Linked DNA regions of Homo sapiens: region 1 is linked to region 2. Evidence: read pairs that join two places in POLR2A ChIA-PET (ENCODE). Cell type or tissue: B cell. All regions are shown on one strand. Each heading gives the region's core, and the rest is flanking DNA. Links, peaks and the distances in the headings are about the cores only. Region 1 overlaps SNX10 (sorting nexin 10). Region 2 holds the start of HOXA13 (homeobox A13).

Region 1 (15,584 bases), core at 6,040-10,039, 870 kb before region 2:
CTAAGTATGTTGGGCCCTACCAATGGAATGTACCCTTCTTCCAGCTAGAGTCAAGAGTAGAACTGATGAGAGCTCGAACTAGGCCAGTGACACTGGAGGCTGAGAGACAGGAATGGACTTAGGAGGTGTTTAGAGAGAGGACTGTAAGGGCTGGCTGACCAGTTGGGTTTGGAAAGGAATCAATGACAGTTTCCAGGATTCTTGCTTGAGCCACCGTGTGGATGCTGACATCATTAATTAAAATGGGCAACATAGAAGATAGTAGAATTGTCTAGGGTGTGGATGGGCAGGGAGAAGGTATCATGTGTCTACCAGCCTGGTTTGGACACAGTAAGTTTGAGGTGTGTGCAGAATGTCCGCATGAAGAGACCGCTAGGAGGTGGCCAGTTCACCCTCAAAGGCAGTTCTGATTCTGGACACCTTTGTACATGATATGGGAGTGGAAGTAGCCAAACCAGAGAATGAGTGTAGAGTGGAAGGGAAGAGGGCTGCCAGTGGCCCACTGGGGAAGTGCCCTGATTAAAGTGGAAGGCAACAGGGAATCTGTGGCTTCTGCTAGGAAGCCACATGTGATGCCTCACCACTGAAACTGCCCATGTGCCCCACCAAGAATATGCCACTGTCTGTGCACTTCAAGGCCAGCCCTTGGGTAGGCAGTACAGAAGTGGGGAGAATGCCTTCTTTCCCATCATGGGCCTCGCTGCAGGCCCCAGGCTGCATGGAATGTTTGTCTCCTTCTCCTGCAACATGTCTCACAGAGAATTCTTCTTGAATGCATGCTATGGTTCCTCTCTCCTTATAGCTGCCCATCCTCATTTTTCTCCCCTCCACTGGATAAGCATAAGTGAGGAAACACGCCAATACCTCCTTCCCCTTGTACACACCTCCACTGCTGCTTCTCAGTCTGGACCACCATCACCTCTGGCCTGCACCATTAGTCATCTCCAAACAGGTCTCCCTGCTTCTGCTTTGGCCCCCTACAGTCTGTTCCACACCCAGCAGCCAGAGGGATCCTGTTAAAACATAAGTCAGGTTAGGTCATGCACCTGCTGAAAGTGCCCCAGTGGCTTCCACATTCCTCACTGTGGTCCACAGGCCCGGTGTGACCCGGCCCACATCTCTCTTTCTGAGATCCTCTCCCTCATCCCCCATACTCCAGCACACTGGTTTCCTTCTGTTCTCCAGATATACCAGGCTCTTTCGGCCTTGGCTTTGGCACACACTGCCCACTCTTCCCGCAGTGTTCCTTCCCCAGACTGTTTTGTCCCTGGTTTCCTTTCTTCTGTCGGGTTTCAGCTCAAATGTCACCTCCTCTGAGAAGCCTTCCCTGACCACCCACATATGAAGTAGTCCTCACCGAGTCCTGGTAGTCACTCTCAAAAACATCACCCAGTTTTGTTTTTCTCATTAAGCTTGTTCATTATCTTGTTCATTTATTTGCTTAGATGTTTACTTTGTGTTCTCTCACTATTATGTAAGTGATGAGTCTGCTGGGATCTTCTCTCCTGAACCCTGGATTCCCACTCAACAAGCGTTAGTTTGCTTAGTTTGCATCCTCCTCCCTTTGTAACGTGGTGTTTGTTGCTGATACCGTGTACCTGCTTGAGGAACCTGCTTGAGGAACAAGGCATCAGGCAATGATCACAGCGTTACAAAGGGAGGAGGATGCAAACTAGTAACCTGGTCATGGAGCCAGTCACAGACGTGGCGGGATTTTTCTTCAGTGGTGGGCGGCACAGGAGAGAAAATAGGGGAGACAAATGTTAGGTTGATCCAGGTTCAGGGCCCTGAGATACAAGTGGCTCGTGTGGCAGTGGGACAGGGAGCTGAGGGTGCAGAGGGAGGGCATGTGACACAGTGGAAGGACGGGAGGTCCACAGGGAGATGGGAAGGGTGGGTCAGGGCTCTAGTGGTTTCATTCAAGTGGAACAGCCGATTGGGTGAGAATGAGGAAGTGCGATCAGGAAGGGCAGGCCCTGGTGGTCAGAGGGAACTTCTAGCCTTACATTTCATGGCCAGGGCTGTGGCCACATGGGGGTTGGTAAGCAGAGGGTTAGGTAACAGGAATGAAGGAGGTAGGCTAAGGCAAGAGCCCGGAATGTTAGGGCTTTACTCATGATCAAGGCCCTCCTTGTAGGAGGTCAGAAAAAGTGGGGAAGTCAGTGTGGAGGGGTCGGCAAAGCCACAGGCATGAGGAGCAGGAAGCTGGAGAGAAGCAGGTCTTGCTAGGAAATGAGGGGGAGGAGGTTGGTCACATTCCTAGGTTCTAGGTACTTCTTGGTAGGTTATTGTCTGGAGATAACAGTGACCAGGACAATTTGGGTTCTGCTGGTCCTGGGATAGAGGGGAGCACATGAGGATTGAGCAGCCGGTACTTGGGAGAGTTACCAGGGAGGGGCGGGTGGAGAAGCCGGGGTGCAGCTAAGATGAAGCTGCTGAGATGGGTGTGAATTGGGGCATTTGCAGCCCTGGCATGAGTTCCCGAGGCATAGTGGAAGGAAGGGTTAGAAGAGGAGAGGGCAGAGGAAGGACGGAGTCAGATCCAGGTAGAGATGAGAGAACCCCAGAGGATGGATGTTGCTTGGAGGCCCTTCAGCCTGGGCAGACATTGTGGCTCATAGGAGGAGGGTGTTTTGGACATGAGGGTTGTGAATGAAATGGGTGAGGCCAGGCATAGTGGCATGCACCTGTAGTCGCAGCTACTCGGGAGGCTGAGGCAGGAGAATCGCTCGAGCCCTGGAGTTTGAGACCAGGCCGGGCAACATAGCAAGACCTTTCTCAAAAAAACAGAACTAAGCTGAGTGCGGTGGCTCACGCCTATAATCCCGATACTTTGGTAGGTCAAGACAGGAGGATCACTTGAGCCCTGGAATTCAAGACCAGCCTGGACAACATGGCAAAACCTCATCTCTACAAAAAAACTTAAGAATTATCTGGTCATGGTGGCATGCACTTATAGTCCCAGCTATTTGGAAGGCTGAGGTGGGAGGATTGCTTGAGCCTGGGAGGTTGAGGCTGCAGTGAGCTGTGATCACACCACTGCACTCCAGCCTGGGTGGCAGAGTGAGACCTGTCTCTAATAAAAAAAGAGAACTAAAAAAAAAAAAAAAGTAGATGTATTAACATAAAGAAATGGGTTAGGCTTCGGGTTTCAGGTAGCATGTTTTTAAAACAGCTTTATTGATACATGATCCACATATAGTACATTCACCCATTTAAAATGTGCATACAGGCCGGGCGTGGTGGCTCACTCCTGTAATCCCAGCTCTTCGCAAGGCCAAGGCAGATACATCACTTAAGCCCAGGAGTTCCAGACCAGTGTGGGCAACATGGTGAAACCCTGTCTCTACAAAAAATATAAAAATTAGCTGGGCATGGTGGCCCATGCCTGTAGCCCCTGCAACTTGAGGGGCTGTGGTAGGTGGATCACTTGGGCCTGGGAGGTCGAGGCTGCTGTGAGCTGTGCTCGTGTCACTGCACTCCAGCCTGGGTGACAAAGCTAGACCCTGTCTCAAAAAATAAATAAATAAAATAAAATATAAATAAAATGCATACAGCTCACTGGTGTTTGGTATATTCACAGATATGTGCACTTATCACCAAAGTCACTTTTAGAGTATTTTCATGACCTCAAAAAGCAGCAACTCTGTACCTTTTGGCTGTCTCTCCCCTACCCACCAAGTTCTTCTCCCAGTCCCAGTCCCAGTAGCTACAAGCAACCAGTAGTCTATGTTCCATCTCTGTAGAAGTTTCTATTCTGGACTTTCATGTGAATGGAGTCATATGATATGTAGACTGTTGTGACCGGTTTCTTTCACTTATTGTAATGTTTTCAGGGTTTATCCAAGTTGTAACATGTATCAGAACTTCATTCCTTTATATTGTTGAATAATACTCCATTGAGTAGATATACCGCATTTTGTTTGCCTGTTGATAGGCAATTGGATTGTTTCTACTTTTCACTGTTATTAATTATGCTGCTGTGAATAGTCATATACAAGTTTTTATTTCTCTTGGATATATATACCCCGGAGTTGAATTGCCAAGTCAAATGGTGACTGTATATTTAATTCTTCAAGAAACTGCCAGACTTTTCGCAAGGGGCTGCACAATTTTTTATTTCCACCAGTAGTGTATGAAGGTTCTGATTGCTTTACCTCCTTGGCAGCATTTGTTATTATTTGACTTTTTAATTCTAACCAGACTAGTAGGAGTAGAGTGGTATCTTACCATGGTTTAGATTTGCATTTCTCTGGTAACTAATGATATCAAGCATCTTTTCATTTGCTTATTCACCATTTGTATATCTTCCTTGGAGAAATTGCTCAGGATACTTTGCTTGTTATTGAGTGGGGTAATTTGTGTTTTTCTTATTAAGTTGTAAGAGTTCTTGATATAGTTTAGACACAGTCCCTTAGATATATGATATGCAAATATTTTCTCATTCTGTGGGTTGTCTCTGATGGTGGCATTTGAAGCACAAAAGTTTTACATTTTTATGAAGCCTAATTTACCTATTTTTTTGTTGTTGTTGCTCATGCTTTTGGTGCCATATCAAAGAATCCTTTGCCAAATCCAAGGCCATAGAGACTAACTGCTGTGTTTTCGTCTATGAGTTTTATAGTTTTTTGCTCTTACAAAATGGTATTTGATCCATTTTCAGTCAATATTTGTATGTGGTATAAGGTAGGAGCTCAACTTCATTCTTTTGCGTGTGGCTATCTACTTGTCCCAGCACCATTTGTTGAAAGGATGATTCTTTCCCCATTGAGTGGTTTCGGTGCCCTTGTTGGGGAAATCAATTGACTAGACAGAAATAAACCTATGGGTTTATTTCTCAATTCTGTTCCTTTGATCTGTTTGTTTGTACTTGTGCCAATACCACAATGCCTTGAGTGCTGTTGCTTTGTAGTAAGTTGAAATTGGGAAGTGGGAATCCTCCTGCTTTATTCTTCTTTTTCAGGATTGTTTTGGCTATTTGGAGTCTCTTGCAATTCCTATGAATTTTAAAATCAGCTTGTCAGTTTGTACAAAGAAGACATCTGGGATTCTGATAGTGATCGTGCTTGAATCCATAGATCACTTTGGGCAGTGTTGCCATTTTAAGATGTTAAATTGTCTTCCAGTTCATGAACATGGTATGTTTTTCTGTTTATTTTGATCTCTTAATTTTTTCCAACAATGTTTTGTGGTTTTCAGAGTATACATTTTGTACTTCTTTTGTTAAATGTAATCCTAGGTATTTTATTCTTTTTTTTTTTTTTTTTTTTGAGACAGAGTCTGGCTCTGTCGCCCAGGCTGGAGTGCAGTGGCGTGATCTCCGCTCACTGCAAGCTCCACCTCCCGGGTTCACACCATTCTCCTGCCTCAGCCTCTGAGTAGCTGGGACTACAGGTGCCCGCCACCGCACCCGGCTAATTTTTTTGTATTTTTAGTAGAGATGGGGTTTCACCATGTTAGCTAGGATGGTCTTGATCTCCTGACCTCATGATCCGCCCGTCTCGGCCTCCCAAAGTGCTGGGATTACAGGCGTGAGCCACCGCACCCGACTATTTTATTCTTTTGATGCTATATTTAGGTAGTACTTTGATGGGAAGTTGTGATAGTACTTCTTACTCTTACCAGGTGAAGGGGTAGAGTGAGTAGAATTGAAAAAATGTTTTGTTGGCAGGAGAGAGGGCAGGGCATTTTCTGCTGTTCTTCAGGAGGTTGTGTTCTCAGGTTTTTCACAATCCTTGGGTAAGGCATCGAGGAATACATCAGCCTTCAAAGAATTTCATGCACCCAGCTACCAATGATTTCCCCCTTTTCCCATCATAATCAAAACCCTGTGTGGTGGAAAGGGATGACTGATGAGTGAGTAGCTGAAGATAGCTCCTGGTTAATACAAAGGCAATCCGATTGGACTAATTAACACTAATATTTAAATCACTAATACCACTCCCCCAGCTTCTGAGATTTATCTGCTGTTCCAAAAGATGAAAATTATTAGCACAAACAAATCACTAATTAAAAGAACCTTGGTAGCATAAGCAAAGTGGGAGGTGGGAAAAATGCTTTTGGATTTGGCCTGGGATGTCAAGGTAGTTTTTTGTTTTTTGTCTTTTTAAACTTGCTGTATCATAGTTATATGTATTTTTGAGGTACATGTGACATTTTGATACATATGTACAATGTGTAATGATCAGATCAGGGTAACTGGGATATCCATCACCTCAAGCATTTAAGGACAGTTTTTGAAGAGAGAGAATGTCACAGTACGAGTTAGGAAGCACCTGTGCCAGTGGTCATTTCCTCTCTCTCATATGTAATTTTTCACAGCTTCTTTCCTTTTATTCTGTTTAGTAACTGGGTTGCTTCTTAGTGTGAGTGAGTACAAAGGGAGGTGGAGGTCAGGGCCAACATGCACATGCAGGTATGTTCTCAGTGTCTGCATCTCAGGTAGCACTTTTTCAAAATGACATTCAAATAATTGTGAGGTTAAAATTCTGTAATTTTTTTTGTTTCTTGGATTTTAAACCCTAAATTTGGCCTACTATCAAGTTCATGACCATAAATGGAACTTGTATGTCATAGAGATTAGCAAGTTAGTGGTTTCTTTGATTTATGTCCTATGAACCAGTATTTTTTTAGATTGCTATAAACTTTAAAAAAAGATGTGCTGTCATATCCTCTTTTTTTCTTTTGTGATGAATGGTGGAAAAACTTAAATGCAATTTTATTTGTGTTTCTAACTTTAACTGAATATCAGAGTTCTGCTGTTTTTCCATCTTGGTTTGCCTTTTCTAGTTCTAATCTGGGACTGAGGGAGACAATTTGGGCCTGGTTTGCAGATGGTTCTGCTTGCTCTGCAGGCCCTCCCCAAAAGCGTACGGCTGCCTGCCTTCAGCCCAGCTTTCATGTTTTGGTGCAGCTCTAATTTCTTTTTCTTTTTGTTTGAGTTCCTTTGATTGCCCAAACTGGGGTCACCTTCAAGCCACCTTGAGTAAAGGGATGCTTATGTTAAGGACACTGTGCACAGGGAACCTCAGAGATGCTGGACACGGAAGCCACTGGGAAAGTGGCCCCAGGCAGGCCTGCACACTTCAGCAACCGAAGCTGGCTCCTGTGATTCAGCTTGTCTGGTGGCCAATTTCTGTGGCCTTTAGTGTCTTTTATCTACATCATGGCTCATATATACTTGTGTTATACGGGTATAACACAAGAACCTCTGGTCCCTCAGAACCCCAGCTGTGATGTCATTATCTCTCCAGTTTCTCTTTCATCACTTTCCAGCCTCCATTCTTAAAGAACCACCAAATGTAGTAATATTTCCTAGGTTCAAGTACGAGGAGGGAGCCATTGCCCAGCCCTTTCTTCTTTTTGTGCCAGGCTGTGCCCTAGGTACCCTCTAGCCTGTGGACTGACTTCTTTCGAGTCAGACATCCATCCCTGATCCTCCCTACTGTGTCTGGGGAGGGTCATGACAGCCAGCCGCCTGTAGATCTGCCCTAGGAGCAGGACCTTGGTAGGCTCTTCCCCAGCAGATCTGGGAGGGCCCTGGCACCACCACAGATGTGTCCAGTGCAGAGCCAAGGGCATAGGTAGTATTGAGAGCAGATACGGGAAAACTTGGCACAGAACTAAACATTGAATTTAAAATAACCTCGCAGATGGAATATTCTTTTTTTTTTTTTTTTTTTTTTTTTTGAGACGGAGTCTCGTTCTGTCGCCCAGGCGGGAGTGCTGTGGCGCGATCTCCGCTCACTGCAAGCTCCGCCTTCCGGGTTCACGCCATTCTCCTGCCTCAGCCTCCCGAGTAGCTGGGACTACAGGCGCCCGCCACTGCGCCCGGCTAATTTTTTGTATTTTTAGTAGAGACGGGGTTTCACCGTGGTCTCGATCTCCTGACCTCGTGATCCGCCCGCCTCGGCCTCCCAAAGTGCTGGGATTACAGGCGTGAGCCACCGCGCCCGGCCTGGAATATTCTTAAGAGATGAAAGTAAGGAGTCAGTGATTTTTTTTATTTAAATAGAAAAATAGCTGAACATTGTGGGAGGAAGTGAAACACAGAGTGAAATTAACTTGACTGCTGTTTGTTTTTTGTGGGGAGGGAATAATAAAAGTAACTGAGCACATTAGGTTTTACTTTCTTTTAAAAAACATGTTTTGTTCTTAAACTTTAACAAATGCACTGTAATCTTTTGGCGAAATACAGAAAAAAAGGAAGTAAAAATCAGTCATAATCCTACCACTTAGAAATGACTACTGTTAATTCTTAATTTTATTGTGCATAAGCTCCAGTTCTTAAGTAAATATGTAAAAAAAAAAAAAAGTGCTTTTAAAAAATCACTTAATAATACTGTTTGAGGCCGGGCATAGTGGCTCACGCCTGTAATCCCTACACTTTGAGAGGCTGAAGTGAGTGGATGACTTGAGGTCAGGAGTTCAAGACCAGCCTGGCCAACATGGTGAAACCCCGTCTCTACTAAAAATACAAAAAAATTAGCCGGGCTTGGTGTGCACACCTGTAGTCCCACCTACCGGGGAGGCTGAGGCACGAAAATCCCTTGAACCCAGGAGGCGGAGGTTGCAGTGAGCTGAGATTGTGCCACCGCACTCCAGCCTGGGTGACAGAGCGAGACTGTCTCAAAAAATAACAACAAAAAATCAACAATACTGTTTGAACAGCCCCGATCATTTAATATTCTTTTATAACAATTTATAATGGCTATGAGGTAGTCTGTCATGCAGATGGAACATAATTCATTTTTTTTCTACTCCGCTTATGGACGTTTAGGTTTCCATTTTCTTTGATTGTTTCTTAAAAACACTGCATTTTGAACATTCTTTCCTGTACAAATATTTTGCACATGTAGCACTGATATTTTTTTAGATTGAGTTCCCAGAGGTCAAATTATCGAGTTAAAGAATATAAACAATTTATATTGTTGCTTTTGAAATATATGGCCAAATTATCTTTCAGAAATATTGAAATAGCTCACATTCCTACCAACAGTATTTAGTTCCCATTTCTCATGATCCTTGCCAGCAGTGGATATTATTACAGAAATTTCTAATTTTAAAGAAAAAAATATGGTACTTGTTTTTATTTGCACTTCTGTTAATAGCAAGATGAAACATTTAAGTAGATTATTGACCTTCTTTCAAAAACTTTATTTTTAATTGTGGTAAGAAACACATGAAATTTGCAATCTTACCCATTTTTATTATTTTTTTCACATGGTCTACACCATACTAGTGTATAGACCTTACCACTTTTTAAATGTACACTTCAGTAGCGTTAAGTGTATTCACATTGTTGTACAATAGATCTCTAGATCTTTTTCATTCACAGAAGTGAAACTCTGTATCAGTAAACAAGAATGTTCCATTTCCCCCTTAAATGCTCCTTTCACCCTTTCCTCTAGCCCTTGGCAACCACCATTCTACTTTGTCTTTATCAATTTAATTTCCTTGAAAACCTCATGTAAGTGGAATAATAAAGGATTTGTCTTTTTATGATTGGATTATTTCATTTAGCATAATGTCCTTAAGGTTCGTCCTCTTTTGTAGCATGTGGCAGAATTTCCTTCCCTTTTAAGGTTGAATGGTACCCATTGTATGGAGAGACCACATTTTGCTCATCCATTACATTTCATTGATGGACACTTAGGTTACTTCCACCTCTTGGCTATTGTGAATAATACTGCTGTGGATGTGGACCCACAAATAGCTCTTTGAGAGCCTGCTTTCAGCTCTTTTGGATGGATATCTGGAAGTGGAATTCCTGGATCATGTGGTAGTTTTCTGTAATTTTTTGAGGAACTGCTATACTGTTTTCTATAGCAGCTGCACCATTTTACATTGCTGCCAACAGAAGGGTTCCGATTTCTCCATATCCTCCTCAATGCTTTTTTGGTTTTTTGTTTCTTGGATCTATCCTAACGGGTGTGAGTTAATTTCTCATTGTGGATTAGTGATGTTGAGCATGTTTTCATATGTTTATTGGCCCTTTGCACGTCATCTTTGGAGAAACGTCTATCAATTCCTTTGTCCTTTTTTTTTTTTTTTTTTTTCTGTGAGACAGAGTCTTACTCTGTCACCCAGGCTGGAGTGCAGTGGCATGGTCTTGGCTCACTGCAGCCTCTGCCTCCCTGGCTCAAGCAGCCCTACAACACCAGCCTCCCGAGTGGCCTGGATTTCAGGCACATGCCACCATGTCTGGCTAATTTTTGTGTATTTTGTAGAGGTGGGATAGTAACTTCCCAATGAGTTCACCTTGCCCACTGCCTAGACAGAGCCAATTTATAAAGACGGGAATTGAAACGGCGAGAGAGTAATTTACGCAGACCCCGCTGTGTGGGAGACCAGCGTTGTTGCTGTTGTTTTGAGACTGCATCTCGCTCTGTTGCCCAGGCCTGGAGTGCAGTGGCGTGATCTTGGTTCACGCCATTCTCCTACGTCAGCCTCCCGAGTAGCTGGGACTACAGGCGCCCGCCACCACACCTGGCTAATTTTTTGTATTTTTAGTAGAGACGGGGTTTCACCGTGTTGTTAGCCAGGATGGTCTCGATCTCCTGACCTCGTGATCCGCCCACCTCGGCCTCCCAAAGTGCTGGGATTACAGGTGTGAGCCACTGGGCCCGGCCGGATTAGAGTTTTTAAAGACAATTTGGCGGGTAGGAGCTTAGGAAGTAGGGAGTGCTGATTGGTCAGGTTGGAGATGGAATCGTAGGGGGGTCAAAATGAGGTTTTCTTCCTGTCTTCTGTGCCTGGGTGGGATGGCAGAACTGCTTGAGCCAGATTACCACTCTGGGTGATATCAGCTGATCCTTCCAGTGCAGTTGCAGGGTCTGCAAAGTATCTAAAGCATGGATCTTAGGTTTTGCAATAACGATGTTATCCCCAGGAGCAATTTAGGAAGGTTCAGACCCTTGGAGCCAGAGACTACATGGCCCCTAAATTGTAATTTCTAATCTTGTAGCTAATTTGTTAGTTCTGCAAAGGCAGACTGGACCCCAGGCAAGAAAGGGGTCTTTTCGGGAAAGGGCTGTTACCAGTTTTGTTTCAGAGTCAAACCATGAACTGAATTCCTTCCCGAAGTTAGTTCAGCTTATGCCCAGGAATGAATAAGGACATCTTAAGCGTTAGAAGCAAGATGGAGTCGGTTAGGTCTGATTTCTTTCACTGCCATAATTTCCTCAGTTATAATTTTGCAAAGGCGGTTTCAGGATTTCGCCATGCCGCCCAGACTGGTCTCAAACTTTGAGGTCAAGTGATCCTCCCACCTCAGCATCCCAAAGTGCTGGGATTACAGGCATGTGCCCGGTCTTGCATATTTTTTAAATCGGATTTTTTATTTGTATAAATTTATGGGGTTCAAGTGCAATTTTCTTACATGCCAGGTTGCACAGTGGTGAAGTCAGGCATTTAGGGTTTTTTTCTTTGTTTTTGTTTGTTGTTGTTGAGCTTGATCTTTTTTTTTTTTCTTTTTTTTTTGACAGAGTCTCACTCACCCAGGTTGGAGTGCAGTGGCATGATCTCGGCTCACTGTAACCTCTGCCTCCCAAGTTTAAGCGATTCTCCTGCCTCAGCCTCCCGAGTAGCTGGAATTACAGGGTAGCTGGGATTACAGGCGCCTGCCACCATGCCTGGCTAATTTTTCTATTTTTAGTAGAGACGGGGTTTCACCATATTGGCCAGGGTGGAGTCTCGAACTCCTGACCTTGTGATCCACCTGCCTTGGCCTCCCAAAGTACTGGGATTACAGGCGTGAGTCACCCCACCTGGCCGATCTTTTTTTTTTTTTTTTAAATAGTTGGTTCTGAGACTTTGATCTTGCCAAAAGAAAAAGTTACAAAAAATTTTGTTTAAAAATTAAATTGGCTTTTATTAGTGATTCATGAATCAGGGAGCACCTGATCTAAAGATTTAGAAAAAGTCTTTGCCGTTTTTTTTTTAAATAATGATATAAACCATACTTGTTATTCCTTATTTCATCATTTGAAAAAATATGTGATCCTTTCTCACTCCTTACATGTATAGTCCACAAACTTTTGGTCAGTAGTTTACTTGTCAGTGAGATCTCCCATAGGCATATAGACCAAGCCTAGCATTGCAAATGTTTTGGCCTGTTGACCTCAGAAAGGTATTATTAAGGTATAGTATATATAAGTACTGAAGGCACAGTAATGGCTTGCTCTGTAGTAGGGGTCTGCAAACTACTGCCACCAGTTTTTGTAGATAAAGTTTAACTGGAACCCAGCCATGTTCATTCAGTTAGGCATCTGTGAGTGCCTTTTCACTATGCACTGCAGACTTGAGTAGGAGATGCAGAGACCCTGTGGCCTACAAAACCTCAAATATTTACTATCTGACCCTCTACAGAAAAAGATTGCCAAGTGGTACTTTATAGAATTTTATCTTTGCTTCATAGATATTTTGCATTTTATAGAAAAAGTATTCCAAGGTAGAAAATAGAGGAAGCTTTCTCCTCGAGTTTTCGGTTTGGGCAGATCTGTGTACCATGCTCTCAGGGCAGTGGGGTTGTGAAGAGATACACGAGTCTCTCAGATGAGTCTTCAGGACTGCCATGTTTCCCAGGAAGGGGATAACCCATGTGTCTGCTGCCTGTGTGTATCCAGCTGTAATGTCACCAGCAGGTTTGAGAAATCATTCCTGTTGTTTGATGTGGTTGTGCGATTTTATCTTTTTTCATTTGTTTATTTTAGAGACAGAGTCTCGCTCTGTTGTCTAGGCTGGAGTGTAGTGGTGCAAATAGCTCACTGCAGCCTAACCTCCTGGGCTGAAGGGATCCTCCCACCTCAGCCTCCTGAGTAGTTAGGAATACAGGTGTGCACCACCATCCCTGGCTGATTTTTTGTTTTAAAATGAAAAATTCAAACAATGTGGAAACCAAGCCACGCCCAGCTTGATTGTGAGATTTAATGATTCTTGGAATGGGCTGGGTGCGATGACTCACACCTGTTATTGAGCACTTTGGGAGGCTGAGGCAGGAGGATGGCTTGAGGCCAGGAGTTCGAGACCAGCCTGGGCAACATAGGGATATACCATCTCTACAAAAATTTAAAAAAATTAGTCAGGCATGGTGGCTTGTTCCTGTAGTCTCGGCTGCTAGGGAGGCTGAGGTGGGAGGATCACTTGAGCCTAGGAATCTGAGGCAACAGTGAGCTATAATTGTGCCACTGCATTCTAGCCTGGGTGACAGTGAGACCCTGTCTCTAAAATGAAATAAAATAAAAATAATAATTCTTACAATGAAGGTAAGAGAGAAGGAGAATGGGTGGCCATCCAGGTGTGATGGGGGTTCTTCATTGGTGGAAGAGAGAGAATACTCTAGAGACAGCCTAGCAGAGGACACTGGGAGGCAGATATCCATACTTGGCATAACAGTCTTTCAGTGAGACAAGAATTCTCTATGTGCATTTTTTTTTTTTTGAGATGGAGTCTCGCTCTGTTGTCCAGGCTGGAGTGCAGTGGTGTGATCTTGACTCACTGCAACCTTGGCTTCCTGGGTTCAAGCAGTTCTCCTGTCTCAGCCTCCCAAGTAGCTGTTTATGCCAGCATGCCCGGCTAATTTTTGTATTTTCAGTAGAGACAGGGTTTCACCATATTGGTCAGGCTGGTCTTGAACTCCTGACCTCAAATTATCTATCTGCTTCAGCCTCCCAAAGTGCTGGGATTACAGGCATGAGCCACCACACCCAGCCCTCTATGTGCATTATTATGACAGACACATAAGGTAGCCTGGGGAGTTTGGAAATCTATACAAACCTAAAATTTTCCAACTCACCTAAAGGGCTTAGTTTTGTCAGGGAGCAATTTCTTTTTCTCTCTCTTTCTCTTTCTGTCCTTCTCCCTTCCCTTCCCTTCCCTCCCCTCCCCTCTTTCTCTGTTTCTCTTCTTTCTCTCTCTCTCTCTCTTTCTTTCTTTCCTTCTTTCCTTTCTTCTTTCTTTTTTTTTTTTTTTTAGATGCAGTCTTGCTCTTGTTGCCCAGGCTGGAGTGCAGTGGCACGATCTTGGCTCACTGCAACCTGCACCTCCCAAGTTCAAGTGATTCTCCTGCCTCAGCCTCCCAAGTAGCTGGGATTATAGGCATGTGCCACCATACCCGGCTGATTTTTGTATTTTTAGTAGAGACGGGGTTTCACCATGTTTGCCAGGCTGGTCTCAAACTCCTGACCTCAGGTGATATGGCTGCCTAGGCCTCCCAAAGTGTTGGGATTACAGGCGTGAGCCACTGCGCCTGGCCTCAGGGAGCAATTTCTGATTGGCAGCTTTGGTTTGCTAAATTATAGACAGTTGACCTTTTATCTCAAACCATACAATTGCGCTGTCATTGAATTTCCTTCTCCCCACCAGTAAATGCCATGGCAAGTTCTAGTACCAAATGATACTTTCTCTTGTGTCATAAAGGTAGCATCTCTTAATACATTTGAATTTGCTATTTATTTTACATGAAATAAAAATAATTTATGTTAAAATTACTATTCTGAGAGCATTATGCTATTTACTGTATTTAAAATAATTATTACTTTAAAAAGTTTAAAATTAATGTTACTAGGAAAATTCAGACAATATGGAAGTGTATAGAGCTTAGAAAATGACATGATCACCATTTTCACTGTACAGATTTACAGTATTAGAGGTTGACCATGATAGTTCACTGTGATGTTTTGGAACAACTGGTTGAAACTGCTTTCAACTTTCCCAAGTTTCCTATTTTCTTTTTTATTTTCTTTTTTATATTTTGAGACAGGGTCTCACTGTAACCCAGGCTGGAGTGCAGTGGCATGATCATGGCTCACCGCAGCGTTGACCTCCCAGGCTCAAGCAGTCCTCCCACCTCAGCCTCCCAAGTAGTAGCTGGGACCACAGGCGCATGCTATCATGCCCAGCTAATTTTTGTATTTTTTGTAGAGATGGGGTTTCGCCATGTTATCCAGGCTGGTCTTGAACTCCTAAGTGATCTGCCCGCCTCAACCTCCCAAAGTGCTGAGATTACAGGTGTGAGCCCCCGGGGCCAGTTTCCTACTTCATAGTTGGACTTGGTCTGTAGCATCTTAAGGTGGCCAATTATCAGACTCCTATTAGATAGAACTGCAGAGTTCTGCCTGGCTGGGAAAAGCTCAAGCCCTTTGGGGAAATTTAAGACCCCAACTTTGAACCATTTGTTCACATTACAGAGTCATGGAGGCAGCCTGTGGCATTGGAAGGCCACCCTAGGGAAGCAGACTGGCTTTGGTTGCAGTGGAACTTGAGCACTTGCACTCTTTCATAGTGTGACCTTGGGCAACTTAACCCCTTAACCCCTCTGACCTTCCGCTTTCTTGTGAAGTGGGGATATTCAAATCCTCACAGGACAGTTGTGAAGTTTAATTACACAAGGAAACACAGCTATGCCCTGGTGGAGAAATTCAGTCAAATGGGAGAGACAGAGGGTATCTAAACATCATGATGCAAGCGAAGTTAATGGCACCAGGGGACTGCACAGCACGCGGTTGTGTAATGGGGCAGAGAGCCCGGGAAGTGATTTCTGTGCAGAATCCTGGCAGAGTTTGCTGGTGCCTGGAAAGGGTGAA
Region 2 (15,584 bases), core at 1,162-5,161:
GCTCAAGGTACAACACTTCTGTGCCTGCCTCCTTTCTGGGTGCCCGTCCCAATACTCGAAGCTTCTACACTGAAGCCATTTTTGAGAGAATGAATAGGGAGGGGCAATTTGGGGAGCTGTTTTCTGGTCAATTTCTCATCCTTAAATTGGTGTCAGGGGCTGGGGAGGGCGGGGCGCAGAGGGAGAGGGAAGCTAGCCGAGGTCTCCACAAGCCACCCCTCACCCAGGGAGAGCCAGGGACCAGCTCAACTCGAGGCAGTGCAGGCAGACCCAGCCAGCCATGCTCGGGCTCCCAGGGGTGCAGAGCCGCTAGGGCAGACCAGGAAGAGAACAGAAACGCACCCGGGATCGCCCGGGTGCGAGCGGAGAAGAAGCTGGAGCAGAGCCGGAAGACCAGGGCTGGGAATAGGTCGTCATTTACCGGGCAGAGTGGACTTCCAGAGGTGGGGAGGCTGCGCCTGCTCTTTGGGGCAGTACATTTGGCCGTTCCAGCCGTTGGGCAGCGCCCAGGGCTGGTAGCTTTCCATGGGAAGACCCAAGGGTTCGTGGCGCGACTCGCCGGGGCCCCCGAGGCCCGGCACCACTGGCATATCCAGGTAGCCAGGCATGGGCTGATGGTGGTGGTAAGGCCCGGCTGCGTAGCCCTGGTGGTAGAAGGCGAACTCCTTAGCGCGGGAGCTGAACTCCTCGGCAGCTGGGCCGGCGGTATCCATGTACTTGTCCGCGAAGGCGGCGGCGGCGGCGGCCGAGGCGGGCTGCGCGCACGACTTGATGGCGTTGGGGTGCGGGCCCATGCGGGCGCACGGGTAGTAGCCGCTGCCGAAGTAGCCATAGGGCAGCGCCGCGGGCCCCGACGAGCTCTGCGCCGCTGCCGAGCAGGGGCTGCATTGCTTGGCGGCCTCTGCGCCCGCCGGGCCCGCCGGGCCGGGACCTCCCGAGGACGACGCGGCGGCGGCGGCGGCGGCTGCAGCGGCAGCCGCGGCAGCAGCGGCGGCAGCCGACGGGGGCGCCTCCCCGGGGGCGCTGCTGTAGGCGGACGCGGCTCCTGGCGCCAAGGGCGCCGGGTGCGCCATCAGGTTGCGGCACTGGTTGGCCGCGGCCGCCGCCGCAGCCGCGGCCGCCGCCGCCACCGAGAAGTTGCCCCCTGCCGCCGCAGCCGCCGGGTGGGGGAAGCCCCCGCCCCCGGCCCCGGCAGCCGCCGCCGCTGCAGCCGCTGCTGCAGCCGCCGCCGCCCCTTCCATGTTCTTGTTGAGCTCGTCGGCCACCAGGCCGCCGCCGTTGTCGTAGAGAAACATGACGGTGGGCTCGATCCAGCGGGGGTGGAGGAGCACGGAGGCTGTCATAGCCCGAGCCGCATGGAGAAGACCCCAGTGGCGCTGTTTTAAAAAGCCCCCAAGAAGTGAAGAGCGCGCGGCGCGGGGCCGGGGCCCGAGCGAGGGGGGCGGATCGCGCCCCGCGGGGTCGCGCCAGGCGGCCGCCCATTGGCCCGGCCCCCCCGCTCCGCCCACGGCGTATGCAAAGCGGGCGGCTCCGACTCCAGCTCTGCACGGTGCACCCGTCGTCCCCGCCGCGGCCCGCGCCGTCCCCAGCGCCAGCCGCGCGGCCGCGCACCATTCACCCGGGGGAGAGGCGGAGGAACGTGCGGGTGGGGCAGGGAAGGAAGGCGGCCCCATCTCCGCCCCCCTTCCCTTCCTTTATCCCAGTGGGGCCCAGACCCGCGCAACCAGGCGGGGAGGGGAGGTGGGCGCGCGATTGGGTTGCGATCTGGAGCAGTGGGGACAGGTCAGGTAATTCTGCCGGCGGTCAGGGATGGGAGAGTGGGGAGGACGGGACCAGCCTAGCTCAGAATGGGTGTTTCTTGGAGCCTCTGGGACTGTTTTCTTTCCAGGAACCGGCGCGTATTTCTGCAGTGAGACCACAGGACGGACATCGGCGCCTTCGGCTTCGATGGAGTTGCGATTTTGCTCTTTCCAGGGAAACAGTGGCAGGGTGTTTGCTGCTTATCGGTTCCTGCGGATATGCCTGGGTCCCAGGACATTCCACTGGAGGCTTGGACTGCATTTAGGAGCCCCTATCCCTTCCCTGTCCACACTGTTAGTGAGCAATTTCATATGTTTGCATTTAGACCCATAGACTCAGAACGACTCATCACACACACACACAGTGTACACTGACACACTCACATTCGCACACTTAGGTATACAGCCTGATCCTTGCTCTGACCTGGTAACAACGCTTCCTCCTCCAGAGACTTTGAGATAGAGCGAGCGATCCCTGTGCACCATTCATCCATGCTCCCACCTCGCCAGTATGGCTGGCTTAGTTCTGGAAGGGGCTTAAGAGGAACAAGCCCCAGCTGTGCTTCTGGCTGGGACTTAAACCCCCCTTCTGGGCCCTAAAGCCACGCTTCTTTGTGGACCGGACCTGACTCTCCAGGAATCTGGGAACCCGCTATTTCACTCTATTTTGGGACAAGAAAAAGGGGCTCTTTGGGGCCACTTCCTGCCTTCCCCTCAAGTAGGATCTCCAGCCTGCAGAGGGTGCCTAGTCCTTCTTTGCCCAAGAACCAGTCCAAGAAGCCTTTCCTCTGTGCCTGGGAAATGCAACCTTTTCTTGGGAGCATGGTAGGGTGTTGGTGCTGAAGAACCAAGCAGCGACCCGTCTTGTAGCTGCCATGTTTTGTCGAGGGGTTCTGGGGGTCCTGCTGCTTTAGAGCCACATACTTCCACTTCCTGATTCACTACTGTGAGCTGGTCAGATGCCTAGAAGAGGAACAAGCGTTCAAAGTGAAAGTGGGCACATTACCGGAATAGTGCTGGGGAGAGTGCTGGATTCTTTTCCACCCCAGGCGGACTGGTGAGAAGCCAGGCTTGGACCTGTCCTCTGCTCCTAGCTTGCACACTCAGCCCTAAACTCAGAGCAGCACGCATACCACCCCTCACACACACCCCACCATCTGCTGTCTAAGGCCCCTGGGCTTCCTGCAGGATCCAGACCAATGTGGCTGGGCTTGGGCTTTTATCTGTCCTGATCCTGGATTTGTCCTGACCAATGTAAGTGTCGCCCAATAAAACCTTCTATGACCCCCACACCAGCCACCCCCCCACCAAGTGTGCCCTTTCCTTCTTGACTTTTTAGCAGTTCTGGGTAAATATTGATTTGCCCCCAGTTTACCTTCTCCCTGACTGGCCATTTGCAGACTCAGGAACTAGCCTCTGTAGGGACTTGATTTTTCTGTTACTTTCTGGCCGTTTCACCACCCCCCTTCCTCCCTCCAAGTGGCATTGTAAAACTCACAGTGACAAAGAGACAGAGTAGGGTTCTAGGCCCCTGTTCCTGGGGACTTGAAGGCGGTTTTACATACTGGTCAGACACGGCTGGAGGCCAAGGTCAAGTTGAAAGTTGCAGTCCAGCCAGCATGAGAACTGCCATGCGAGCGTAGAGACACAGGCAGCAGCAAAAGGCCCATTGCCCACATCCCCTCACTCTTAATTTTCTCTCTCTTTTTAAAATTCTCGCCTCTGACTCTGTTCGGCTGCCCAGAATTTTTTGGTGCCTTCGTGGGGTTTTTGGGGCGGTGTTTACCGACTCTTCTCTGCCTCCGCCCTGCTCAGCCAGGGCTTTGAGCCTCTTCGGTTTTCCGGCCAGACCCGGAAAAACGAAAACACAGCTTGGGGAGCCCCCACTAGCCGGCGCCTGTGCCAGCTCACCTCTGGCCATGGCGCAGCTGCCGGTGCACACGGCGGCCAAGGCCAGCTCCACATTCTTCCCTCCCCCTCCCACTTCACCGTAGCCCCGAACCCTGCGCGCAGAGAAAGGGTCTCAGCTCCACAGACGACTGGGTCCCTCCTCACCAAAAATGGTGAGACAAGATTTCATCTGTCGGCCGAGGAGCCACAAGCAGGTTTGTCTGAGAGGGATGGTGCTGGGGGAAGGCTTTGGATTGCATCTCAAATTAAGCTTTGCTCCTTAAATGTGGCGCTCTCGCCAAGAAAAAGCTTGGGGACTGAATTCTTGAGATTTATGGTGCACCTTATTGATCAAATTTATCTGGACTTTTTTTAGTTCCCCGATGTGTCCCTATCATTAAAAAAAAAAAAAAAAAAAAAAAACCCCTCTCAAGACATGCTTATTTAGAGGAAGGCACCCTGCTTGTTCTCTTCTTGTCTTGGATCTCAACATGTATCTTATTTTTCTACCAGACATGTCCATGGCGTCCTGGCATGCCCCACTGTTTTCAAATGTCTGCATGTCCTGTCAGTATTGAGTTGTAGCCACCAATCAGTGGAGGTCGTTTATAGAAGGAGAACGAGCTCTGAATAATTTGGGTCTGAGTTTCAGAATTTCTACTCACTTTTAAGCAAGAATAATCTTCCTTCCCTGTCTTCTGCTAAGGGAGATAAGATATTTATTAATGTTTCCCAATATGATTTCTTTCCCTGCCAGGCAGCCAACAAACTGACTTGCTGTGGCAAAAGAAAGTTTGGAGGACGATTGAGACGGGTGTGCTCTGGGAAGCAAGCACAGACCCTCCTAGCATTTTTCCTCTTTTCCCAACGGCAAGGTCAAGATTTGCTTGCCTGCCAAGGTAGTGGGTCCTGATCTTCTGAGCTGTCTGTCCCTCTGATTTTTTGTTCTCCAGGCTCAGGAATTCCTATAGGATTGCAGAGGCACCTTCAACCTGATAATTTTATATTCTCAGGCTCCTCCTGGGTTAGACTGGGGAAGCCAGGGCACCCACTAGGATCGGCCGGCAGCGGTGGCACCTTAGGCATGACAGCCAAGCAGAGGGCTGCATGAGTAGAGGTGGGAGAGGTGGGAGAGGCTGCAGTCACTTCCCAGGTACTGTCTGGTGCACTGATTTCCCCGGAGGAGCCCTGAGAGGGCAGTGCAGGCAGGACCGGAGGGTAGTTTCTGCAGCACGGCCTTTATTTCAGGAATCACCAGAGCCTTTCTCAGTGTTCCAAAATGCCTTGGCTGACAAGGCTTCTTACTTCCTGGGGTAGGCCAGGGTGCCCTGCAGGGACTGGTTGCCCAAAAACCTCTCACTGAAGAAAAAAACCGCAGCTAGGTTTTTCTGGGTGGGGAACTGGATGCCAGCCTGGTCCACGCGGCTCTGGGCTCCCAGCATTGGAGAAGAAAAGGAAAAAGGGAAACCAGGTTTTAATCGAGCTTGATTTTCATTAGCAAATGAAATTTACCTGCTCTCACTTTAACTCTGAGGAGGCTGTCAGCACTGCTCCCTGGCACTATTTCTTTGCATCCATCCAGCACTAGGATAAACATTCCTTGGTTGATTCTAAAGACACTTTGTATTTCAGGATATTCATGTGCTTTTAATGTATCCAAGCAGCTTTACAAGCCACTTTTGCAGAACATCTTAACCCTCTCTCTCCCACCCTAGGTGGGCTGGGGCACAGAGATAATGGCAAAGGAAGAAAGATCCAGAGGAAAAACTGGTTGAGGGGCTGAGGAGAGAGAAAGAGAAAAGACGAAATCGTCAAACAGTGTAGCACCTCTGAAGCCAAACTTGAGCAGATCATTTGGGAAAGGAGCAAGTGGGGGACTGCTCTGCTTATGGAGGGAATTTTGAGTGTCCCCATCAGGTAGAAGCTGTACCCTCTTTCTTAAGGGGAAAGGGTTGGTAGGTCCTGAGATCTGGGCTGAAGTTGGCCAGCGGACAGGGAAATGGTGCATCGAGTCACTCACTCAACCTTTTGTTCCAGATTTTTGTGCATTTGAAACAATAATAAGGCAGTAAAAGGCTTGAGGCTGTGGGATAGTTTTGGGCTATTGTCACTGTGGTGACCAAATGTTAACATGGTGAAAGTGGAAGTGCAAGGTCCAGGAAGATCTACAGGGACCCCCACTTTGCCTTTAAGATCCCTTCATGGGGTGGATCTCAAGGACAGCAGGTTTTTGGAGGAGCAGCTCTCCTGCTGCCTGTAGAGTTTTTTGTTTTGTTTTGTTTTTTCAGGTACCACAAAGCCACTAGTGCACAGGGACTCAGAAAAGACGGCAGGAGCCCAAGGAAAACTCCAATTTGAGTACAGCCCTGCCTTGTTTCCCCCAGAGAGTCCCTGAGCAAGGAGACCTCCACCCCACACACACCATTTCAGAACAACCAGGTTCCAGACTCCCATGAGGAGCATCTCCCACTGCAGAGCCTTGGCCAGCCGCGCCCGGACTCCTCAGAGCTGGCGCAAACTCCGTCCTCCAAAACTCGGCTCTGGGAGGCCTAAGTGACTCCGAAGCCGGCGGCAGCCGCGGCAGCGGCCGTGGTGGTGGAAGAGCTCTTTTCCCCGACAGTGCCACTGATCGCTCTTCACTGGAGCTGGAAACAGCCTTCGCGGAAAGGACCGGAGCATGCGTTAGAAGCAGAGGGAGCTTGGTGAAGGGCTCGGCTGGAAGGAGGAAACGCCTTCTCGCAGTGCGCGGCCAGCCCGCGGGGGACACCGGCTTGCTGGACTGCAGGGGCCCGTGCCACCCAGGAAGTGACCTGCGGGTCACTCAGCCGGGGCGCTGGGCGAGCGCGGGACGGCCCGGAGAATTCCGTGCGGCTGCGACGGGAAAAGGACGAGGGGTCTCTGTACCCGACGCTGCCACTGGCCCAAAGGAATTTTACCCGCGAGCGCCCACCCCACCCTAGCTTGATGCTTACGCCCGCAACAAAACAGGAAACCAGGACTGGGCAGTGCATTCTTTAAGTCAACAAATACACTGAAGACTTCGAGCGTTTGAAGGAAGGAGGGGGTTTGCACGTAAGCCTGGCCCCGCCGGGCTCGGCTTTCTCGCTGAGAAAGCGGCGCAGGCAGCCAGGCGGCCTGGGCCCGCGGGGGTCCATCTCGCCCTAGACTCCTAAGAACTCCCACGGCCCTGTTCCCAGCTGCGAATTCTTAATGCACAACGCGACGGAGGGAAGGAAATTCACCAGCGCAGCGACGAGGAAGGGGAACTCAGGACCCCTTCAAGTACACACTGAGGTGTGATCAGAGTTTTATGGGCACTTTATATGCTGTAATCATAACGATGTGTGTGCCTTGATATGCACGCATATTCACGCATCAAACGTGCATACACACACAGAGTGAATGTGCGCATCCAATGTCATGTGGGTGAAATACAAGCATCATACCCAGCCCTACGAAAAAAAAATTCACCCTGTCGGACCAGGCTGGTGACATACTTCGCTGGCGCATCTCCTTACTCACTCTTACTTTTCCGACCCCTCACCATTCCCTCTCCTGTGGCTTGGTAAATACACCTGCCCTCCGTGGAAGGTGAGTCCTGGACTGGCGTTGCCAGGTTCGCATGTCCTCCCCAGAACCTCCGTCTGGCTCCAGGGACTCTCACTGAGCGGGTCTAGAGCACCCAGCACTTTTCAAGGAACAGCCGCGGTTCCTTTGTCCCGCGGCTCCAGCCCCGTTCGGCCCAGCTCTCAGGGAAACGAAGCGCTCAGTAAGAACTTTTGATATTAGTTTGTATGGGTATTTACACTCTGGTGAGGGGAGCTGAGTACGGAAGTTCCATTAATCATACTCCAACCTTGGGTTTAGATATTCAGTTTATGGGTTGGGAGAGGGAGTTTGCCGGAAAGAAAGCATCAAGGTTGGCCGCTGACTCCAGAGAAATGAAAAGGGAGCAAGGTCGTTTTCTGTTTCTGGAAATCAAGAATTAGGAATGGGCAACTACAGGTGCTAACCAACAGACCACTTTTTTGTTTTTTGGTAGCCCTTTGGCAGGGATAGTTTTTCCACCTTTGCCCGATACAATTTAAAAAAAAAAATCCTTTTATTATGGAATTTGTCAAACACACACACAAGCATAACAAACCCCTAGGTACCCATCTCCAAGTTTTGACCCCTATTATAATTTCATCTTCAGTGTTTTATTATCCACTTCCTCTCTCTCTATCTTTAGTATTTTAAAGTAAATCCCAGATAGCATCACATCATTTCACCCCCACCATAGGATTTCAAAGATCTGTTATATTTCAAGATTGAGTAAAAGGGCTTGAAATTGGGTTATTGCAATGAAACTCTAGAAAAAGCTTGAGGGTTCACCCAGGAGTAAGCTGGACAAAAAAGGGGTTTGAGGGGTGGACCCATCTTGCCTAAAAATCTTGTCTCATCTTTCTAAAAATTACATATGAAAGAGGAAGATTTATGTTACTTTTTTATATGAGAGAATCGTCCTTTAATAGAAAATTTCTATTGCTGCATCAGAATTATGGAGGAACACAAAAAACATACCTCAGTCCTTAGTGTGTCCTAAATTAACACATATTCACTTATTAGTGGGTAAATGACTATATTTCATTTCAGCACAACTTCTCCCCTGGTAGAAACACAAAAGAAATTTCTAATGATTAAACTAGGAAAGTTTGCACTGAATTGATGGCTTATCAGAGCAACCGCAGTTTTCAGGAAGAAATTCAATGCCATGCGTTGAAAATATCCCCCTAGCAATAAGGGATTATTTTTAAAAAAGAATGAATAAAGATGTTCTGGTTTCTTTTGTTTTAATCTGGTAGTCTCATTTACAACGAGCATGATTCTCCCTGTCGAACTCTGAAAGTGACTTAACTGAAAGGCTTGGCAACTTCAGAAAGCAAAAAGGTAAAAACAGAAAATAGCACACGGTTGAATTTGACAACTTTTACACTACCCGGCTGCTTAATAAATTCTAACCCCACTTGTCTGAGTGGATACTGATCATCTTTTCTATGGCAGTATTTTGTATTTGGGTTGTTTATGGTTTCTTAATTAATTTTTTTGAGTAGTGATTAAATATCTGGGATGCTTTTACACTAAGCATATAAATTCTCATGGTATTAGAAAAGAGCTATTTGATGAAACTCATAAGGGGTATGTAAATTAAAAAAGAGAAGAAAGTGTGTGTACATATTTTACAATAATCTCGAACGACTCCAACTATATGTTGCAGAAGCCATGAGCTCTCTGCCCACTGTCTGTGGGGTATCAGCAAGATTGACTCCTACCAAGCCTTGGGCACAGTGGTGGGTTTAAGGGTCCCATGTCTCCAGATCCTAAGATGGAGTTCACCGCAGGGGTGAGGGCTCGGGTCAGGGTAAGGGTGGGGACTGCAGAAGTCAAACAATTCGGAGGAAGAGGGAGAGGGGAAGAGAGAAGCCACAGACAAGCCAGGAGACAAAGAGGAAGGGAGAGATGGGAGGGAGAAGAATAAGAAGCAATGAAACTGTAATTCTCCACAAAAATTTAAGCTACAGCAGCTCAAAGAAGGCCTGTTTTTAAAGCTTAGCAGAAGCCCATTCTCCGCTGAAGCCTGTTCTTTGTGGAAGCCTGGCTGGGGGGCAGTGGGGGCGGTGCCACTGTCGAGTGTTCCTTGCCATTTAGGTCCAAAGCCTCCCTGTGATTTCTGTAACTGCACAAAAACAATCTGGGCTTTAAGAACCTGATTATTGTCCAGAGTTAAATGCAGGCTCGACCTTCTGCCCATAGAGAGTCCAAACGCATGAATTCCTGCTGGTATCAGCTTCGGAGGCAGAGGTCGCGAGCTGAGCTTGGGACAACCCTTCAAGCCTGCTAGCAATTACCTGCTCTCAGCCACTTTTAAAAGGCCATATTTCTTTACATTTCTAGGATCTAATGTGAGGTTATGTCAGGTCATGGGACCCTAGGCTGGTGCAAAGTAATTTGATGTCACCAAGAGCAAGCAGACTCGTTTGTCACCCTGAGGAATAGAAGTCCCTGTGATTTCTGCTGGGAGCAGAGCAGGGTTGCTTGGCTGGGGGTGTGGAATCCAGACAGGGGTCCAGTGTGGGCCTAACCAGGTGAGCTGGGAGGGGACTTTCTGGATCGTGTGTGTGTGTGTGTGTGTGTGTGTGTGTGTGTGTGTGTGTGTATGTTTGTCTGTCTCAGGTTGAGAGGATTAAGGGATCAGCTCTGCTCCAAGCTCACACAGCAGCCCATTGGAACTCAGCATGTGACCTGGACTGATCCAGGCCCTTGGATCCCAGGTTCACTTGTGACATGATCTGGGTCTCAGTTTTTCTGAAGCTAAATCTGGTTAGCCCACCTGCAGTCCTTTCTTCCCCTAGCCCTTACCCACTGCTACTTTAATAGTCTGTAGCTGATTAAATAAAACAACGGAGTCTTCCTACCTGAGGTTTATCCAGCCATTAGGTGATTGGTGGGAGCACAGAAGGAGTCATAGCCCTTGTACCCCTTTGGGGAAACACTTCTGTGAGTGATAAGAGACGGCTAATGTCTCAGTGAAGGGCTTCAAGGCATTTGCTAGAATGGCCTCTTCCACTATTTCCAGTTCTTCCATTTTTTCAAGGGGGGTGGGGGTTGTAGGGGGTTGTGTAACAAAGCCAAAGAACAGGGTCCCTTAAGCCTTCATTTGAGAATCAGGGAGAGTGCGAACCCTGGAGGAGTATGGGTAGGCAACTTGATGGGTAAAATGGAAAAGGAAGAGGCCGCTTCCCAGAGGCCTGGCCGATGCTAGGTCCCAGAGACTTGAGCATGACAGGGTGGGGGGCCTCCTACAGAAGCCCTGGAAACTCTATCGGTAGAGCTGCCTGTGGGGGCTCCACAATGTCCTGGGATTCATACATTGAAATGTGGAGCATGGTTCCTTGGCCTTCTATATCATTCCCAAAAGGAGTATACTGGTGCCACTCTTCCTGACAATTCTAGGATGATCTAATGCCACAACTAATAGACTGAGAGAGCCTGGGCAACATGGAGAAACCCAGTCTCTTTAAAAAACACAAAAATTAGCCAGGTGTGGTAGCATGTGCCTGTGGTCCCAGCTACTGGGGAGGCTGAGGTGGGAGGATTGCTTGATCCCCAGCAAGTTGAGGCTGCAGTGAGCCATGATAGTACCACTATGTTCCAGCCTGGGCGAAAGAGTGAGACCCTGTCTCAAAAAAAAAAAAAAAAAAAAAAAAGACTGAAGGAGAGAACTCAGACTCAGACTCAGCCAAAGTGGTCAGCAAGGAGGCACACCCCTACAAGGCGGACCCCATTTGAAGCAGGCGAAGGCACCCAATAGAGAACCTGCAGTGAGCATCTCAGAGGCACATGGAGAGGCCTGCACAGAATTCTCTATCTTTTGGCCATAAGGTTAGGAGGTGCTGGTGGGGCCAGAGGAGCTCAGATAAGAGCCAGCTCTCTATATGTGGGGCTCATTTCCATGGGGTTGTGAGAGAGGCCAATCCTTCACAGAAATTAGAATCTGGATGCAAGAAGGCAGCCAGGATCAGATCTGGCCAGATGGCCCCACGGCAGAGATGGGGAAAATGTCACCTTCGAATCCTAAGAAGCTAGGCTCCTGTGCTTTGCCAAAGGCCTCGTGGGCAGCAGTCTGTAGCTCCAGCGGTTTTGCATGCCAGCCTCTGGACTCACTTAACTTCTGCAGCAATCTGTTGGTCCCCAGAGCCACTCTGCACCCTCCAGGAGAACCTACATATGGGCGCTCCAGGGATTTGCCCGCATTAGGATCAGGAGCCCCAGGAAGAGTTAGATGGGAATCCAGGCATCCTGGGCCCTGTGCTTTCGGTGGACAGCTAGATCTTTCTTGTCAAGGTGGAAATAGCGTCTCTGCCCTGGGTGGGAACCCAGACCCAGCCCTGCAATCACGCAGGCAATAAAGTAAGCACTCCACTGTCGACGGGGAGGCCAGGGAGAGAGAGGCTTCTCTTTGAGGCCTCCCACCCCCATCCAATCCAGGAGGTTGCAGTCGCTGTGGGCGGCGGCGGAGGATGCTCGCAGGACACCGCTGCAGTTGCGACCTCTTCCCACTAGATGTCTTCCCAGTTAATCGGAACTCAAGGGCGCTGTCTCTGCTCCTCGGGCCGAGACTCGGTTTCCCCTGCCGCTTTTTGAAGTCTAGCATTCCTCTGTGAAAGCTGGCTTTTCCCTTTTTTTCCTATACTCCCCTTCCCGCCCTGCGCTCTAAATCCTGGCTCTGGAAATCCACCAGAATCAAATGCTGGCTCCCTGCGGGCCCGCGTCGGAGCGGCTCACGCCATTGGAATCTTTTTATGACCTTTGATGTGTTTAAATAACATGGCAAGTCTGAGCACACACCTCGGATTAAACTTTAATCGGCTGCAGTCAAGGTCGCCCAGGTGGTAAAAGCGTTTCCTCCGACGTCTCCTGGCAGACGCTGCGGGGTCCAAGGTCTGGGGCAAAGCCCTAGGCCCCCGCCATACCCTCCTGCCTCTGTCAGGCCTGGGTGGGGGCCAGGCCCAGGGCCACCCCATCGAGCTCCAAAGAGGACTAAGGAAATGGGATCGGAGGTAGACACTCAGGGTGGGCTAATGACCTGAGCACAGTTTTTATAGCTGCTAGACAGAATAGTTAAAAATTCCAAGAAGCACTTTCAATTTCCCCTGACTCCAGAAACTGGTTGAAGGTCTAGTCATGGTCAGTGCCTTATTGCCTCCTCCCCATGGCTCTGCTCCCCTAGGGAGAAAGGGGGTGCTGGTAATGATGTTGCGGCCAAGTTAGCTGACTGTTTTTAAGGTCACCAAACCCATTAACTGTGGGCCAGGATCTAGAACCCAGGCTAAAGCAGCCCTTCTGTGTGTCAGGCTAGACAAGGTTGGCTTCAATTTTATCTGGGATGAGCATATCTTTCTGAGCCAGTATACCTGTCATGGAGAATTGTCATGGGCAGTATTTAGGAAAAGCTCCAAGAACAGGGCAGCATATGTAGTGAGAGCTTACCACTGTGCTTTTAAAAAAGAAGGAATGTACAAAAGGGCTAGAAGGACAGACAAGTCATCAGTAACAGTGCTTCCCCTGGGAAGAACTGGTGTTCAGAGGATCTGAGTAGAGAATTTTTTTTCTATAAAATCTTTTTGTAGTGTTTGTGAAGTGCACCAATTGTATGTATTAGCTATTGAGGTTATACTTTTCAGAAAACTGGTTACCCTATGTATCTCATGGCCACATATTCCTTTGGGGAATTTCCTCCACACATCATACCAGCCTTGGATTCAGGGGAGAACACTGAAATAAGTTACCCCAAGGCTTGAATCTTAGTCTTACGGACATCAACTCAGATTTCCATCCCCTGGGAGAGGTTCTCAGGCCTCTCTCTCTGGGCTTACCCCTAACTTGTAAATGAACATGCCAGCCCCAGCCATTCACAAAAGAGAATGCGTTGTCTCAAAACGAATTAAAGCCTGATCTTCAATTTTCCCCCAATCCCTGAGTGCCTAGGGGTTTGCAGAAAAGGCCCACAAATGCTCCTCCAGACCAGAGATTCCCACAGCCCCTTGACATGTATATTTGGTTTGTCAATTCTTGTCTTGAAGACACTATCAAGTGTCTTCAAGGGCCACATACTAGACTGACCTGTTGATCTCTTGACTTAGAGATAACACTATCACTGTCTAAAATTAGTTCTCATAGTGCTTCTTCATGGCCTTCTGGGGGCTGCTAATACTCTTTATCTTGATCTTTGTAGTAGTTACACAAATGTATACATATATAAAAATTCAGTGAACTGGGGGCTTAAGATTTGTATGCTTTGCTATACGTAAGTTATATGGCAATAAAAAAATTTTTAAGTGCTTCCTCCTAACAACCTGTGAGGTTGGTCCCAAGGTTATTACAATCATCTCCATTTTACAGACAAAGCAACTAAGACTCAAGGGAAGCTAGGGTCCCAGGCATCTGTGGAAGAAAATAACCAGCCAGAGACTAACCAGCAGCTTCTTCCTCTGGGTCTTGCTGCTTCAATATCCAGCTTTCTTTTCCAGCAGATTTCTCAGGTGACAGGAGCCGGTTCAGTATAGAGAGGCTCTTTTTAGAGAGATTGTGAGGTAGGAACATGTGGTCTGAGTCTTCAAATTTTTTAGTCTTGGCGTAGGGAGTCAGGGAGGGCACGCGCCCAGAGGGTGTGGGGCCTAGAGGGCCCCACTTGTGTGCCTCTAATGAGGAAGAGGGCCCTCAGGGCTTGGAACATATTTTCTTCTTATTCCAGTCCTCCAAGCCCACACGCACCCGAGGCTCAGGAGACCTCTTCAGGCGACCGCACCCTTCCGCTGAAGTCCCCCACTTCTGCCCCTCCGAGGTGGGGTGGGGGTGTTCTGAAATAACGGTGGCTGCAGTTAGATGGCTGAGGACATAGAAAGCGGTTGTTATTTATTCCAGGCACCATCACAAAAGGCTTCCAAAAATATCGAGCCGAGATATTTTATTGTCCAGCCTGTCTGCAGCCTGTAATTATGCGTTCAAGATGTTTAATGTGTGCAAATGCATTAGCCGCTTTCGCTGGTGAAAACCCTAGCTGGGGGCGGGGTAGAGGCAAGTCTGGAGATAATTATGTCGTACAGTCGCAAACATTATTCCGTTCTTACTGTAAACGGCCCCGGCCACCTTTACGAGAAACCAGGAAACTTCTGAGAGTTACTAGCAGCGTTTACGCGGGCAAACTGAGTTCTTTTTCTTTCTCTCCCGGATTGTTCGAAGTATCTATCGGGCGGCTTCGATGCCAGGTTCAGAGGCGCGCCAGGGAGAGGGCGCCCCGCAGAGGAGCGCAGCGGAGAGGCCTACGCAGGTCCCCGGTGCCCGCGGCCCTCGGAGGCCGGGCCCTGCGTCTTGGCCAGGCACTGGGTGGCAGCTGAGGCTGGTGGCCCGGAGCCCTCGCGGCCGCGGGCAGGCCCCTTCTTGGGCAGGGTCGGGCACTCCCGCTGTCCAGGGCTCTTCGGCACCCTCCTTCCAATCAGGTCGCTCTCCCCTGCTCCCCAGACTCAACTCCTCCGAAGCTGCTCCAGGTTGAAATGTGACCGCTAGGCCGACTCCCTGGGCCCGCGAGCAGTTCTCGAAAGGTGCGGACTGAGCCCTTTCTGGGGTGGGGTGCGGGTTGGTTCTCGCAAGTGTGACCCAGGGTGAACTTGCTATTTCGGGTCCCGGGTGCTGCAGGGCCAGGAGAACAGCTGGGATGGGGGACCCCCGCCTCCACCCTCGGGCCGGCACGTCCGCGCCCTGTCAGGTCCCCCTCCCTCCTCTATGATGGCCAAGGCGTGCGCCAGGGCTATCCGGGAACCTTGTAAGGCCTCGTGCTGGCACCTAACCCCACTCGCGGCACACTTCCTCTATGTAGTCTGCGGCCCCGCCTGCCAAATGAGAGTGACCAGTGCAGGGACAGAATGCCAGGCTGGTGGCCGACCGCCTGAGGGACAAAGGCGAGCATTCACAAGCCAACAGCAGACCCCTGCCCCCCATATTTCCATTTCGCTCAGGCTTTTAGGACAAAATCAACAAGGCCGCAGAGTGGTGCAGGCGCTCACCCCGGGTGACAGCCTGGGGAGCCACTGGTTCCGCGACCCTGGGCATGAAACTCCTCAAGGGCGGCCCTCGAGACGCAGGGGAGAGGATGCTGCCGGCGCCTGCCCGAGGGCTTCTCTGCGGGAAGCGGGCAGGCACCCCACCGGAGTCATTGCCGGGACCCTCAGCGCAACGCGGGCCTGTGTCCTCTCGTTTCTCTTTAGAAAAAGACTGGATTTTAAGACTCGTTTTAGGCCAATGATTTAAAACAAAACCAAACCAAACTACTGGGCGCTCGAGGAGTAGTGTGGGACA

Evidence for each region. ChIA-PET counts read pairs that join two places held together with the same protein. Peaks named below come from ENCODE experiments on the same cell type or tissue, not always from the same donor. Only the 100,000 strongest peaks of a DNase experiment are listed, where the experiment ranks them.
Region 1: POLR2A ChIA-PET joins it to region 2 with 5 read pairs; 1 of 35 experiments calls an interaction of 5 or more read pairs at or near these places.

Annotation. Positions count from the first base shown.
Region 1 is chr7:26,328,073-26,343,656 of GRCh38, forward strand. All of the region lies in intron 1 of SNX10 (sorting nexin 10), which reads left to right. Among named protein-coding and RNA genes, the nearest start is that of SNX10, 44 kb to the left of the region's middle. RefSeq lists an enhancer at 7,361-7,876. In B cell, for the core only: no CTCF peak of the experiment used is centred there; DNase peaks (open chromatin) are centred at 6,299, 7,359, 8,069, 9,369 and 1 weaker place; H3K4me3 peaks cover 3,927 bases; H3K27ac peaks cover 4,000 bases.
Region 2 is chr7:27,198,735-27,214,318 of GRCh38, forward strand. It overlaps HOXA13 (homeobox A13), which reads right to left and starts at 1,357. Exons shown (of 2, transcript NM_000522.5): 1 at 422-1,357. The coding sequence starts at 1,343. It overlaps HOTTIP (HOXA distal transcript antisense RNA), which reads left to right and starts at 1,687. Exons shown (of 3, transcript NR_037843.3): 1 at 1,687-1,787; 2 at 1,889-3,904; 3 at 5,978-8,525. RefSeq lists enhancers at 3,704-4,228, 5,723-6,447, 6,448-7,170, 11,613-12,113, 12,114-12,614 and 2 more. In B cell, for the core only: no CTCF peak of the experiment used is centred there; DNase peaks (open chromatin) are centred at 1,187, 1,877, 2,317, 2,747 and 3 weaker places; H3K4me3 peaks cover 2,093 bases; H3K27me3 peaks cover 3,542 bases.